Linked DNA regions of Mus musculus: region 2 is linked to region 1. The links are chromatin loops, found by intact Hi-C in ENCODE. Cell type or tissue: left cerebral cortex. All regions are shown on one strand. Each heading gives the region's core, and the rest is flanking DNA. Links, peaks and the distances in the headings are about the cores only.

Region 1 (7,904 bases), core at 1,187-6,186:
TAAATAGAACTGATTCATGTCTTTCAATTAATCATACGTCACTGCATAAGTCTGCGCGAAGAGTATTTCATTATCATTAATTAAAGATGTAATAATAGTACTGCCTTCTTTAATAAGATTCATGGATGATAACATAAGATAAATTCATATGAAATATTTACTTTGTAAATTGTGATTAAAATGATCAATTCTAGGAAGAACCAGAAAACATGCTCCATGGGAACAGGGAAGTAGGGCTGACGCACAAAAGGAACATTACACATCGAGACCAGGGTTAGTATCATTCAGGAGTTTGTATTTCTAAGATGAGTTTGATGAAGTAAATCACAAAAATGATGTAAGAAGCAGTAGAGGAGAGTAACAGTCAAAAAAAAAGAGACAGAGCATCCAACATTGATGGAATTGATAAGAGCAGGGGCCAAGGGTTCAAGTTACTCAGAATGGAAATGTAGGGTAAGTAGTTGACTCACAAAACACAGGAGTGCTACAGTTAAATCTCCAATGGTATTTGAAAGGATTATGCCCATTGTTTTTTCTTATTAACAGGCATTTAAGCTATAATTAATTGATATCTTATTTATTAACACCCATCCAGTTAGTTATTAAACCCCTTAAAGGTTGAGGCAAAATGTATCCTATTATAAAGGAATTATATTTGTTTGTCAAAAAGCAGAGCTAAAGGAATGGATAAACAGACTGATAGGTGATCTGGTCTATAGATACAGAGACATAGAAATAATGTCACATGATATAAAGATCAAGAGAACTTTTAGAAAAATATCCACAAGGCAAGTATCTCTGAAGAAATAAATCACAGCTAAGAATTTATTTATAGTAACCTTACTGATCATGTATTTACTTGTTATATATACCTTTCCCAGATTAACAATCCACTGATACTTTCAAAATACAACACAACACATTTGCTCAGAGAGAGCTCACCTATGCTAGCCAGAGAGGATGCTGATTTGGCTTGGAATATTTCTATGTGAAGACTATGTAGCCCTCCAGTGTCCACAGCTTCACAGAGACAGTGCCCTGGGGTTAAGGAAAAGATCTTATCCTGTCCTCCACTAAATGATGCCCAAGTATTTGAATATAACAAAAGGGCAGTGTGATAGAGAGGAGAAAGAGGGTACCAAAATTGTAAGAAGAGCAAATGATTCGAAGGATCCATTGGAGTGGAATGGATGGGTAATATGACATGAAGAAATTCTGAAGAAATAATTTAAAATTAAGATTCTGCTTCCTTAGTAGAGAACATATTGCTCATCACTCACACACACACACACACACACACACACACACACACACACACACACATCCTGTTTTTTTCAACATGGACTTGTGTACTGTTAACCATGTAAAAAGCTCTCTCATTCTTAAGCCAGAGAGTGCAACTCTGAAATGCAAAGCTCGTGACTGGGTGTGGGAGGGAAAAGACTAAAATTAGAGAGCCCAACAAGCTCTAATATTAGGGATTTATTTTGAAAATGTCATATCTAATGAGGGCTAGCGAGGAAATTCTTTAAAAATGATTTGCTTGTTTTCCTATGTTAAAGTTTCTTCTCTCCTAAAGAGGAGAAGTTGCTCGCCTCGCTGTGTTATTTTTAAAGTCCTGCAGCCAGTTTCAGAAAAGCGGAATCATCCAGTTAATCATGTAGAAAAAAATTAGATTCAGTCTAAATGAGGAAAAGATGGACCAGGTCAGAGGTAGGGCAATTAAAAAAAAAAATAGCTGGGTGATGTTTCTCATCAGTCTGTCTGTAACTTGCACCCAAATAGTTAACCCACTAAATTAGATATTGCTTACTGAATTTAAAAGGGGTATCATGTCACCATGGTAACTGGGTTTGCTTAAACATAGCTTGAAATGTATGTACAGTCCAAATTAGTGACAGAGCAGAAACTCAGAGAACAGTGCTGAGCGATCAGCTTGCTAAATTTCCCTACAGTGGGGCGTATGCGCTCATGTTTGAGGAGCCTCTCTTTGGAAGGTTTGTCTTCTGAGGTGTTTGTCCCCAAATCTCAGTCATTATTGCCAGGAAAAACAGTCTTTTCAGTTAAATTTGAAATGGTCACATGAAAATGATCATTTGTTTATACCTACAGCTTGATCAGTTGATATGTGGACAGGAATTGTGTGACCTATCATTTAAAACAGCCTTTCAGATGCTGTTTTATTTGGTTCATCTTTTGGAGTATTTCAGATCATCTTTTCTTGAAAAGCTAATCCACAAATAGCATTTCCACCCCCACCTACTCCTCCTTATGATAAAATTGGTAAGAAAACTGCTTCATGTAAATTTAAAGCAAAAAAAAAAAACCTTTTAAAATGAGGAGATATTGCCACAACTTGGCTTCTGACCAAGAAATATCCCTGGCACTTTTCTAATAATTTTTGGATAAAGAGTTACTTCACAGAAAAGCAGAATAGTTCATACTGAGACTCCATTACATAACCCTGGAGAAAATACGTGATTCTTTGAGTTTTTCAAAGCTTTTTTTCTTCTTCTTGACTTTCCTTGTCTTTTCTGAGGAAATGATTAAATATGATACATTTGGGGAAATTTTATATCATTTACTCTTTTATAATTATTAGGACCTTTATTGGATTTGGTCAGTAACTTGCACAATTCCCATAATGCTAGTGGATAGTTAACAGGAAAAAAAGGACAGTGAACCTTGATGTTTTTCCTGATGAGCAACAATGAGCTGTCTTTCTGCTTTGGGGTGCAGGGTGTTTATAATGTTTGTCCAGTGTCTCCATCCAAAGCCTTCACTCAGAAGGGAAATTGCTACAGTGCACTAAGCCCCAATTATCTGCTAGGTATTTAGTGGAAAATAGTACATCATGTTTTAATTCACACAAAACCTTGATAATTAGAAGTCATCTCCACTGCTCAGAGTGGTTGTTTTCTACCCTTACACTGCTTAAATTAGCAAGCTGAGGTGTAATGTCCCAGAACATGTTCTTTTCAGAAGAGACTCAGCTGATTTTGAATGGTGTGTTATGACTGATATCAGCAGGTGGGTAAGAACTCATCTGCGTTGAATATCCACTGCCCTGTACACCATTACACCGAAGTGGTATGCTTTTTCACGAAAACTCTCATCCCTCTGTTAGCTGATCATTATTGTGAGCATCTGGGAGGGCCACTTGGAGGCAGTAGCAGTATGAGCCAAGCACCCGAGCTTCAAGTCATTGGCATGGTTTGCTCTGAGCTGGCATCTCAACCTCTTCCAGAAAAGAACATCATAGAAACATTTTTCCCCTTGCCAGACCATAATATGCCATTGTAGAGAAATACATCTTGTAAATTGTTTGAGGATATGGATGCCCTGGCCTGTGCATACAGTGAGGAGAATGAAACCAGGCAGGGATTCAGCAGACTAACTCAAGCATATTGATGGCAATGGCTAAGGAGACGGAAGCAGTGGGCAAGGGGCAGGCTCACTTCTGAGTTTCAGCATTTATGAAAATAAGGGGAAAGGTCTAGCATCCACACTCATGAATGCCATAACCTTATGCTAAGAGAGTGAAAATGATGAAAACCTGAAGAAGATGCCCCGTGGAAGGGTGAGGGCAGCATGCTGTGGCGTTGATGTGGTCAGCGAACAGAACAGATGGAAATCTACAGGTCCTTGGAAGTCAGCACTAAAGATGACCTTGCAGAAAATCCAGAGTAGTGCTGTCCTCAGTGTGTCTTACAGACTGCCTTACAGTGCCACAAATCAACCAAGAGTCTGTGTGTCCTTCCACACTTAAGAGTTTTGTTTTATAGAAAATGACCTGTAGCTTCAAAATGTGGGGACAGTATTATTTTATAAATAAAATGAAAATGAAATCTCACTTAGCACAGTGTATCTTTCTTCAGTAATCAGTAAATAAAATATATCCCTTTTAACAGTACAAATATTTATGCCTATGTATTCTTCAAAGTCAAACTCATCTTTAGATGTCTGCTAAGAGTCCTGAGAGCTGAGGAGATGCAACCCACATTGAGCTCTGGGTCCCGACTTCAGTTCTGCAAAAGTTTTCCTGTCTATATTTTGAGATTTAGGCATTTCAAAAGCCCACCTTTATTTTCTCTTTAGGTTGAAAACTGCCAATCAGTGTCCTTTCCTAGAAAAGTCTCCATAGCTTAGATCTGTCCAGTGCTCTAGCAAAAAGTGATAAGGCTAAAGGAAATGAATTCATATGTCAAGGAGAAAAGGAGAGTTTTCTGACTAGTTCAAACCAAGAAGCTTTCTGGCATCCAAGGGAAGATACTGAAGCATGAAGCAACACTTTTGCATATCTTGTGCATAATTTGCCTAAGAAAAGTTTCCATTCATTTGAGGCAACAGACAGGACTTTGGATGCAGACATCCATAAGTATAAATGCAGAGCTGCTCAACGCCAGCTGTGTGCCATTGACCAAACTGTTTAGTCTTTTGGTCTTCATAATTTACATAACCTTCTGGGATGTTGAGAAGAGTGAGACAGAGTGTGTGTGGTGAGCCCAGTACAAGGCCAGATGTCGCTCTTAATTGTGTATTCCTTCTGTTTTCAAGTGTGACCCACTTTTTAAAAGAATTTCAGAGTTCTAGAAGTCATGGGTTTCAGAAGAGCCAAGAACACTAGATATCAGATGCTCAGAATTATGACTGGGCAACAGAGAGCCTTATAGGAAAATGATTATGGTCCAAAAACCATAGACTTTGAAATTGTATACCCTTTGAGATTCTTCTAGGAAAAATAGAACAAAAATATAAGAAATACAATAACTGCTTTGAATATAAGTTTTTCTATTGAGGTTGTATGTTTAAAAAGCAATATCCTTATATTAGAAATATGTCAATCTGGCCCACTCATTTATCATAGACAAAAATTCCAGTTTACAACTCTAATCCAATGGTTTCTCTGAGTCTGGGCTGGTAGCATGGCTGCATATGGCAGCTAGTCTCCCAGAAGAGGTTGGCTATGCCATCATTTTGGCAAATATCTTATAACTTTGTGGCCTAGTTGTAGGCCTTTTTGAATATATTTGCTGACTTAATAAAACATTTCTTTTCTTTTGTAGCACAGAATGAGGATTTAAAACCATTCTATTTGAGTAGATGCATCAATTTAATGTCTTTAAGTAAATAGAGTTAAGAAATGGATATATTCTGTGTATAATTAAGATCAAACATTGTCCAGAAGGGATTGATGTTGCTGACACCACCCTCAGGATAGTGCTACAGACAATAACATCCTAGAGTATCCTTTACAGATCTTCCCTCCTCATCAGGGAAGAACAGTGAACTAGCCACTGAGACCACACTGGAACAGAGGGATGCTCTGTAGTCTGCTGCAAACATTTACCCAATAGTGATCATCCATCCATGCTCTTTACAGAGAGGTTGCATCCACAAAGCAACACAGAGAAGATGTGATACTGTGCTCTCAGACCTCAGAGTGGGATGTGCCGTCCACTAGAGAGCTGTTGCTGTTGTTTTTGATGGTAGTGTTTTGTGTTGTCTAAATTTAATTTACAATGGTATTTTCTCTGACCTTACGATTAAGTCAACTGTGGATGTCAACTGTAACAAATAAAAATTGAATTAAACAACTAATTGTGTTTCATGTATGTCTCTATATTGCATGAGTTATATTAAATCCTTAGACTAAAAATTGTATTTCAGAAATTCAAATTTAGCTTGGTAATCTTTATTTTTACAAGTCAACACTAAATAAAATGCACATACAATGGACATTCCATCCACATGTCAAGTAAGTAAAGTGGTTATTACTAATTATTACCCTCTTCTTGCTGAGCAAACTGAACTTCACCCAGGTTTGAGGACTGGCAGTGTCACTCCACAAGGATTCCAAGGGCTCTGCAATTTCAGCCTTATATTCTTAAATCCCTACCTGCTTCATCTGACTTCTATGATACATACATCACAATGCTGCTTTATATAGCTCACCACAGTGTCAAAATTGGAAGTATTGCACAGTATGTAGATTAATCTATTTTCGGCTGAGAAAGATGAAAGGTTAGTAAGTTGAACCAGAAGTAACCTGTCTGTCTTTTAGGTATCTACCTATTATCTATCCATATACCTTCCCTTTATCACCTCATCTATCTATAATCTACCATGTATCCATTTATCCGTCTGTCCTTCCATCATCTGTAATCTGCCTTAGCTATCTGTCTACATCTATGGTGTCATCTATCTACCATCTTTCTCTAATCATTTCTCACCTGTCTACAATCTATAGACCTATAAGCTGCCTATCATCTGTCATGTATCAATTAAATGTCTTTTATATATCTATAATCTATCTATATGCAGCCTATCTATCATGTACCAATCATCTTAGTTATAGTTTTCACAACTAAATAAGGTGCAATCAGGGAAACCATTATACAAAGAATCAAAGCTGTGATAAGGCTTTGAGGTTTAAAACTATGGGTCTATCGAGGACATTTTTTTTCTTTAGCTCTTTAACCAACCTGCCCATTTAACGAAGGCACATAGTTCATGTGCTTCATATGTTGCCTAAGTAAGCCCACATCTTTGCCACTAAGTACTTGCATCTTACTTGTACTGAATCAGGGCACTACCCTCTTTTGGCCTAGGTTAGCTGTTGGTAGCACAATTATTATCCCACCTTTTTTATATAAATACTAGCCAGATGAGTTCAGTATCTGTCCTAGACAGTCACTGACTGAGACTCTTTTGCACAGGGCAGGAAAGATGCTGGGAACCAAACCCAAGTCTTTGTTCATGCTAACACTGAGCTCCGTTCCCAGTTCTGCTTGTGGCTTGTGAGAATGAGCCAATGGAAGTTATACTGCATGCTAAAGAAAATATTACATAAATAATAAATATTAAATAAAAATGGCAAATACATAATGAAGTATTAAAATAAAATCATAGTATTATAAAGAATTACTGATGTATTTATGCCCTGCATCAATTCTAAGGCATCAATCCAAACATGTGCATAGATGTGAGAATGCAATGCCCTTTAACAAGAATCTAAGAAAAGTAAAGGGAGTAGTCCCTTACCTGAAATATCTGTGGTATTTTACCTGATTGTTATAATATGAAATCATCTTCCTTAATTCTGAAAACCAAAGATGCTGTGACTTGTGCTATTGCAAACACGTCTGTTCTCAAACCACAGAGGGGAGGATGCTCTGCTGTCTTGAATGAACTGAAAATCTAATCTGAACATTCAAGCAGGGAAGTTCCAACTTTCATATTTATTTATTTTTATTCATATATTTTGAGGCAGGGTCTCACTGTGTAGCCCTGGTTTGCCTGCAAGTCACTATGTAGACCCGGCTGGCTTTGAACTCACAGAGGTCAACCTGCCCCAGCTTCCCAAGTGCTGGGATTAGACGCGTGCATCACCATGTATTGTTAGCTTTTAGAAATTTCTAGATCTAAACCTTGGACTAAAAAAAAAATCTTCCTTTTATAAGGTTTCCCCGTTTGTTAAGTATAACTCCCTGAACAGGCTATGTCTATAAAGAAAGCATGATTTGACTCTCCTTTCTGGTAAGTAGTTTTGTGTTCTCAAACAACACATTTTGTTCCAAATTAGAACAGGGAATATGCAAACTAATTTATAGTCATTTGTTGGTATACTGCTTTAAGGAATCTTCTCAATTTGCATGCCAGCCCTGGAAATGAGCATGTCAGATAGTCATGTTTTCCCTAGTTATCTGCTTAGAGAGAAATGTATGCATGTTTTATACTTGATGTGACTCCACTACAAGTATAAAGTAACCAGGAGAGCAGACAGGAAACTAGCTTCATATTTCTAGGGAAAAAGAACAGTGCTTGCAGTTGGCCAAGGCTACTGTGTGTCAAGCAGCTGGGGCACTTGCTAAGCTGCTCATTTGCCCTTCACCTGAACGTGA
Region 2 (7,904 bases), core at 926-5,925, 420 kb before region 1:
ATGCTAAGCTGTTTAACTCTTCCCTTTTGCTCCTGATTCCATTCTATTCCATTTGGCTCCTGTGTCAGTCTCTCGTCAAATGTAACCAAGCTCATCGTTGGGCTAGGCGTCTGGGGTATTTCTCTACTGCCTTTAAATGTTACTATATTTTCTTTTAATAAAGATTTTGGCTAACATTAACATTTAGGTTGCTTCTATTTCTGTTTCCCAAAACAAGACATCCAACTAGAAGTCTAATTACCTAGCATTAACCTGTCATACCTCATGCTGTGCACTAATGATGTCCTACAATGTTAACCCATCAGCAGGATCCAGCAGTAATATTTACTACCATAAGTGTCAATGTGATATTACTTAGCCTCCTTTCAGAGCGAGCTGAGAAATATCCGAATGCCTGTTTTAGCTTGTTTCCTTAGATTATGGTAACAGTGGGTTAATTAGAGATAGATATCTTCCAACAAACTTTCTGTATATATGTCATGCTTGTGTTAAAGCTCAATCTACGATCAACATTATTCAGATAAGCTTAATTTTCAATTTCTGATTCATTTTGTTTTCCAGAGAGCAGAGTGGGCTCACTAATTTTCTGAACATAATGAATTCTCCTCCACATACTCAAAGGGTGATTAACTGCAGGTGTTTAATGGAGCTCATTTAATGATAACAATTCTTGAAATTCTGTGTGGAAACAAGGCTAACAGTAACCAAATAGATTTGGGCGATTATATAATTTCCACACTTCGTTTTAGAACTCCATCCATCCCGGGAATAACTGTAGCGCGATGAGGATTTATTCCTTTAGAGTCAGCTTTAATAGAAAATGCCACTTTTAACTCATGCATTTTCAAAATTTTCCAGTTTAAACAAGTCTTTTTCAGTACACGGTATTTTTAGAAGTGGATTTAACATATTAGTTTTTATCCATTTTACAGACTCAACTCCCCATTGGGTTCAACTGTAATGACTGTATTCCCATAGAAATAAGATTGGTGGGTTAAAATCATGGAGGCAAGCTGGTTTATGCAAGTAGTATTTTCTCTTTGGAAACTGGATAAGAGAGTATCTTTCAGACACTGCGAGGCTTACCCCCTCATTTCTACAGGAAAGCCCACTGTTTTTGTTTGTTTGTTTGTTTGTTTATTTTTTTCTTATTTCCCACCCAGAGCTTGAATGAATGCCTCTGTGTTGCTCCTTTAACTTCTCTTTTGCTGCCACAATCCTGTCTGTGAGATGCACAGTCAGTGGCTGGCCTAAACCACATTCATTAGTGTCCTGGGGTAAGAAAGTAAGAGTGCAGCTTATACGCTGTATAAAAATAAACACCTTTTACCTTCTTACTAGCTTAAGAGGCTCAGGTAGAATTTTGTTAGTGAAATAGAATGAAAATTAAGGGAATATGGCCATTTTAAAACAGAATAAAGTCTACTGCTATATATCTAGCAAAAGGCAAGGTGAAGTTTTTGTGGTTTAACCCGGGACAATGATTGATGGGCTTCCAGGCAAAGCAGGCACAGAACAGAGTAAAAATTCTACTGCACCATGAAGCTGTCACCCAATTTTGTCAACCAAAAAAGGTTAAAAGTATGATGTGTTCTGCTTAATGAAGTGCTGTGTCATCAAAAGGTACAATAGATTATTGTAGGTGGAATCCTATAGGGTAAGTTGCAAATGTGTTCTAAAAGCCAAGGGGTGGGTGGGGTTGATGTTCCAGGAAAAGGACAAGTATGGATAAATGTATGAAGACTTGAACTTCACAGCAAGTCCAGGGCAGAGGTCTGGAAATGGGCAGATGAACTGGAGTAACATGGCAGAGCTAAGCAAGCAGAGGCAGGCGTGGCCAAAGCATCAAGTCAAAAGACAGCATAACCCTTGGACTTGAGAAACAACTAAAGAAAGAAAGAAAGAAAGAAGGAATATGAATAAAATAGAGAATTTTGTTTAGAATAATTCATTAACATTGGTTCTTTTGCTCCAACAAATCTACTGTCCTAAGCTAAGCTGATTATGAGAACATGATGCTGTCGTTATTGTTGTAGTAGATGATAATGGTGGTGATGTTGATGGGGATGATAGATAAGGAATATGAGGAAATATCTTATCTTTATAACTTATTCGCTTTAAAATAATAATTTGATCTACTCTAGAATAGAAAGTTTATTTAAAGAAAGGATAAAGTACAGAACACTGCCATGGAAGATAGCTATGTTGGAAAGACACTGAGCCTCTTAAGGACAGGAAGGGGTCCCGAAGCCTGATTCTTGAGATGACGGACTTCTAAGCTAAATTTCCATACACCTTTGCTTGCTCTGACCATGCATCCTATTGTACCCGGCATTTGAAGCATGTACCTATGACTATCTTCACCATTGGAGGTGTTTCGCTAGCATGAATTGCTTATCTATATTTGCTCTACTAACAAACCTTAAACACTGCTTCTGCCAACAGTGTGGAGAGACTTTCTCCACCTGGTCCCCCGTTCTTTGTCTGTCTTCACTATAACACTTCTCCTTCTGACAGTTGAAGGTCACAGTCGCACTAAGCAACCACCCATTCTACTTTTGGGGGAAAAAATGAAATGAAACAAAAGGCCAGTCCTTACCTGGGTCTCTCTTCCAGCATATTCGATACAAACCCACCAGAGTAAATACCAAGAGTGTTATAACAACCAGCGCGATAACCACAGGCAAAATGATACCTGAAAAGTATTGGGCACATTGTTAGCTCGAGTAGTGCTGATTCCATACAAAGAGACCACACCAGATAGGACACGTGTGCTTTCCCCTTGAAACAACATCCTATCAAACCACTAGTATATTTCAGGCAATGATGAATCTGATTTATGGGTTTGCTCTGCTTGTCATTTCTGACATATCCACTTGATGTCACCCTTGTAACCTTTCTTAAACAAACTACCAAACCTCAGAGAGATGGCTTTCCTTCTTCCTGGAGGCTTGGGGAATAAGGAAAGAGGAGACTAGAGGCAACTGTTCTCTTTATTATATATATTTTTGTATTTTATAATAAAATTACTTGAAAAAAAGATGCAGATTACTGGATGGTTCTAATTCTAAGGCTGAGACTTGTGAATATCTTTTCAACATGTTGCCTTAAAAATAGAAAATTGTGAAAAAACATAAATAGATGAATCAAATAGCATTTTAGAAAGTCTAACAACATAGCTCAAAATAGTTAGGTATGCACACATGTCCATGTGTTTTAAGGGTGTGTTGCTGTTGTGAATTAGAGGAAGGTTTCCCTGTTTTCATTAACAAGAGAGTTTTTGTTTTGTTTTGTTTTTGTTTTGCTTTGAGTTTACAGTGATAGTCGTTTGCAAGGGTAAAAGTTTAGTGATTGTAGCAAAGGATCAGTGTGTGGGGAATTAGTCAGGTATCCCATCTACTTGCATTCTTGCCTCTTACCTATTTATCAAGGGGCAATGATATTTCAACTTATTGTTAGGGTAGGTTACACTTCATTATCACCATAGGAAGAACAACATCAACACCCAGACCCCCCAGAGCTCCCAGGAACTAAACCACCAACCAAAGAGTATACATGGAGGGACCCATGGCTCCAGCTGCATATATAGCAAAGGATGGCCTTATTTGGCATCAATGGGAGGAGAGGTCCTTGGTCCTGTGAAGGCTCCATGCCCCAGCTCAGTGGAATGCTAGGGTGGTGAGGTGGGAGTGGGTGGGTGGGTGGAGGAACACCTTATAGAAGCAGTGGGTAAGGAGGATGGATGGGGGTTTGTGGAGGGGAAACCAGGAAGGGAAGGGAGATAACATTTGAAATGTTAATAAATAAAATAACCAACTTTTAAACAAGGAAAAAAGAAACAAGACAAAGAAAGAGTCAATGGTTAAGCACACTTTAAGATGGATTTTGTGTGACATTATTAGTATTTCAAAATAAAAATGGCATTAATCAACGAGTCAGTTCTTTCTGTGATATATCATTCAATGAAATGGTTTTACTGAAACAAAAATAATCACATGGAATTCCAGCTCCACATACATTCACTTCGCTGTTAATTAATTACTAAGGAAACTATAACTATTTGAATATTCTTTAGTCAATCTTAGCACATCTGTAAGGTGTTATATTGCTTATATATGTTTATGTTAAAATAAAATTAATTACAATCAATAAGATAAAACTCCATCAAGGTTAAAAAGGCATTTTTAATAAGTTATTTGCTTTAAGAATATTTAATTGACAAATGATGAATATGTTGAAGGCATTTGGCATGGTGATTTAAATAAAACGTTACTAGTGTGGAGATTGGAGATTTTGCCTTAGCTGAATACACTTCCATTAAGCTATATTTTTGTCTTTTCTGGTAATTTCTTACTGTAGGACAAAAGTGGAAAAGAAAAACAAAAGAAAAAAGAGAAAGAAAATGGCCATGGTGTGGTAACTAAGATCAGGCTTATGAAGAATTCTTCAATCAGGCTGTAGTTTGGGTTATAATGGAGTTACATGCTGAGTAACATTGAAAACAGGTTATCCGCAGCTCCATCCCTCCACTGTTGTCATTTGCATACTCTGCACGTCTACTTCCATGAACGGAGATACACATGTTACTCACTGGAATAGGAGGGGGTGGTTGATGGAGTGGTTGCAATCTTCCTATCCTCAGTATCTGTTATTTTGAGAAAGAAAACAACTCAGTCACCTTTGATAGATACGTTAATCCACATAACTCTCCCTCTACTCCCATTTAAGGAAATATTCATGATTTATAGTTATGATGTTGCAAATGCAAATTTTTTCCTCACCCTGCAAGAGTATGTTTCACAAATGAAGATGGATTGTGCTTATTTCACAAAGAACAGTAATGTAGAAGAACTTTCCATTTAGATACACAGAAATCATACCTTGAAGCAGTGACATGGTGTGTGCAGTTGTTAGAGATGCAGAGGATGTTGCAGTGATTTTCGGCAAGGCATCCAGTAGTTGAGTAGTAACTATAGGAAAATCACAAAGCCAGGCTCAGTTTAGGTATTGAGTCTTCATATTGGATTTCTTCGTAGCTTTAGACAGTCTGCATTTTTAAAGATCTGGGAAAACACTTTATTTCTGTATAAGAGAATCATTTCTCCTGGAACCATGACAGACTTTGGCATCACATGAACTGGATATCAGTACTGCATTATCCAGATAACTGGCCAAGAAAATTTGAGCAAGTCTCGTACTCTAGTCCCCAGCTCTTAAAACCAAAAGCACGAGGTTCTTGTGAGATGTAAATCTCTGATAAGCACTAGCCACCTTTCAGGTATTTTTAATGTTGGGAAATGTTATTTAGCCCATCTCACACTATCACACATGCTTAAAATAGGTATAAATGCAGAAAGCTTCTGGTTTTATGACATTTGTCAATGGCTAAAGATAGAACATTACTATGTAGCCTTTGATAAGAAGTCCGGGAGAAATGATAGAGGCTCCTTGATTTTCTTCTATAAGACTCTACAGCTACATGAACATCTTCCATTGAACATGACTGCTAGATTGTATCCTTGACCACGATCTTTTTTCCTTTAAGGAATATATCCTTTCCATATTTAATCAGAGGACTAAATAGATTATTATTATTAAAAATTATTAAAAATTTAACTATAGGACAACATCGTTTAATATATGTAACATCATGTACTGCATCTCACTATCATACTCCTGTATCATAGCTGCTACTTCATCCTTCTACAAAGCTCCCAGAGTGCAAAGGGCCTAACTCTCTCCATCCCTCCCACCAGGTCCTGCCTCAGCCAGAGTGCACTAAACAAGGCTAACCGCTTTCTTGCACTGACACATCCACTTTGCTTAGAACCCCGTAGAGGTGTTGAGACCCTGCATAATGGCACCAGGGAGATTGATATTTCTAGGGCTGCCATGGCTCCTTTCTCCTCTGCCACCCACAGCATAGCACACGCTGCATGCTCTGTGGGGGCAGAATCATGTTGGGAGTCGACACTCTGCTTGCCAGGCAAGAGATCTGTGGGAGGGAGCTGGATACATGCCCATAGGAACAAAGAGAAATGTCAGGCTAGTGCACAAAGCAAGGGGTGGGGGGAGAGGAAAAAAAGGAAAAGAAAGAAAAAAATTAAGTAAAAGAGCAGGAGCCAGCAGAGAGCTCCATACTGTTAGTTGTGGTTGCCTGTGTCCAGGGCTGCCTGGAGGTGAATAGTCTTTTAGGTGTTTTGGTAGAGGACAAGAGGGCTTGCTGTGTAACCAATGGCTGTTGGATTTGGAACAGCTAGTTTTCAAGACTCCACAGCCTCCCTCATTCCATCCTCATTTTCAGGCCAAGGGCTGATTTAGGACAATTTCTGATTCAAAGGATACCACCCCAAGCTTTCCATATGAAAATGAATTTGATTGTCCAGGGTCTTAAGTGAATGGTAAACACAGATGAAGCAGAAACTTGCAAGTTTCTATTTTAGATTTTTTTCCTGTAACTGGAATTCTTAAGAAGTCTTTTCTGAATTGAACACACACACACACACACATTTCTGTGACTATAACAGGAGTCACAGTATGATCTGATGATCATCATTTATTGTGTTAAAAATGTGCTACTCCAAAATTCTACCAAAATTCCACTGTCAGAGAAGGACCAAGTGAAGAATAATGGAGTAGTTAGGAATATGGTTCTGAAAGCTGAGTGCCAGAGCTAAATTCTAGTTGCAAAACTCACTTCCTGTGGAGACTTGGCAAGTGATTTAACCTCTTTCTGTCTGATTTTCTTACATGTAAATGGGGTTATAATAGTTTTACATTATACTGTTGCTATAAAGATTAAGTTAGAGTAAATTTAAATAGACCAGGAGAATAAATGACCCTAGCATAGTTATTTTAAATTACATAACATTATTTAATATATGCTGTATGATATTGTTATAATGTCCTTTAGGAAGGTGAACTTTCCAACTAAAGAGAGTTTGTCTAATTTCCTAAAAAATTCAGAGTATAGCCATGTGAAACTGACATGTCAGACATTTCTATGTTTCAGGTGTATTTTTCTCAAGTCAGAAGTGGGAGAAGCTGGAACTCATGTTGCCCTTAGATCATACATGTTTGCACTGGGTCCTGATTTTTGTGATTGTGTTGGTTATTGATCTATAGAGGCATTGTGCCAAAATTTAAATGCAATTTATTAACTTCAGGTCAAAATTTACATCAAGCTATGTGAAGCAAGTGCTCTTAGAGCCAAACCTATTGCACTGAAATGTGTTCATGTTTTCCCTACATGTGCTGAGCAGGGCCACTTTTCAACTTTGTAGACAAGGTTTCACTATATAGCCCTGACTATCCTGGACTTATTAGGTAGAGGTGGCTAAAAATCTCTTGTCCCTCCAGAGTGCAGGGGTCAAAGGCATGCAGCACCATGTACACATTTTTTCCTGTAAGCTTCATAAGTTGTTGGGGACTTTACTAACAGAAGACTTTAATTATGTTGTAAGAAATCTAAGTTTGACTTGAGAATGGTCTTCCAAGGACTGAAGTTGTAGAAATGTAGGTGGCTGTGATTTCCCCAAGCCTGATGAAAGCCTTGTAGGTAATAGTGCCCACCACTTCCTGAGCACCTCAAATACCTTCCAAGATTCTTTTGGGTTGTATGATTCCTTGATGACCATTTTAAAACTTCCTGAGCATGAATGCCAATCAAGGAGGCTTGTGCCCAGCTCCCCTCTCCTGCCCTCTCTTCACATCAGACTTACCTTTCTGTCTGATGGCGGCCTCTCCAGCCTTTCACTACCTCCTATGTTCATGTGTTTATTATTATTTTTATACATGCATATGAATATATAAATATAAACTATTGAGTCCATTTGGTGTTACTTGTATGGGTAAGTTTTTAGTGTTGTCCACTTGGTATTAAATAACAAGTACAGGTGCTGATG

What was found. A loop is a pair of places that touch in the nucleus more often than their neighbours do. Peaks named below come from ENCODE experiments on the same cell type or tissue, not always from the same donor. Only the 100,000 strongest peaks of a DNase experiment are listed, where the experiment ranks them.
Region 2: a loop joins it to region 1, with 3 times the contacts of the local background. A loop is called at or near these places in 3 of 42 quality-filtered maps.

The regions. Positions count from the first base shown.
Region 1 is chr3:136,990,167-136,998,070 of GRCm38, reverse strand. No RefSeq gene overlaps it. Among named protein-coding and RNA genes, the nearest start is that of 1700006H20Rik, 39 kb to the right of the region's middle. In left cerebral cortex, for the core only: a CTCF peak has its summit at 3,161 (motif pointing right); DNase peaks (open chromatin) are centred at 2,223, 3,158, 3,525, 4,374 and 2 more places; H3K27ac peaks cover 2,344 bases.
Region 2 is chr3:137,413,787-137,421,690 of GRCm38, reverse strand. It overlaps Emcn (endomucin), which reads right to left. Exons shown (of 12, transcript NM_001163522.1): 6 at 4,881-4,970; 7 at 4,592-4,645; 8 at 2,600-2,695. Among named protein-coding and RNA genes, the nearest start is that of Gm38650, 48 kb to the right of the region's middle. In left cerebral cortex, for the core only: a CTCF peak has its summit at 2,869; DNase peaks (open chromatin) are centred at 2,881, 4,607 and 4,876; H3K27ac peaks cover 1,492 bases.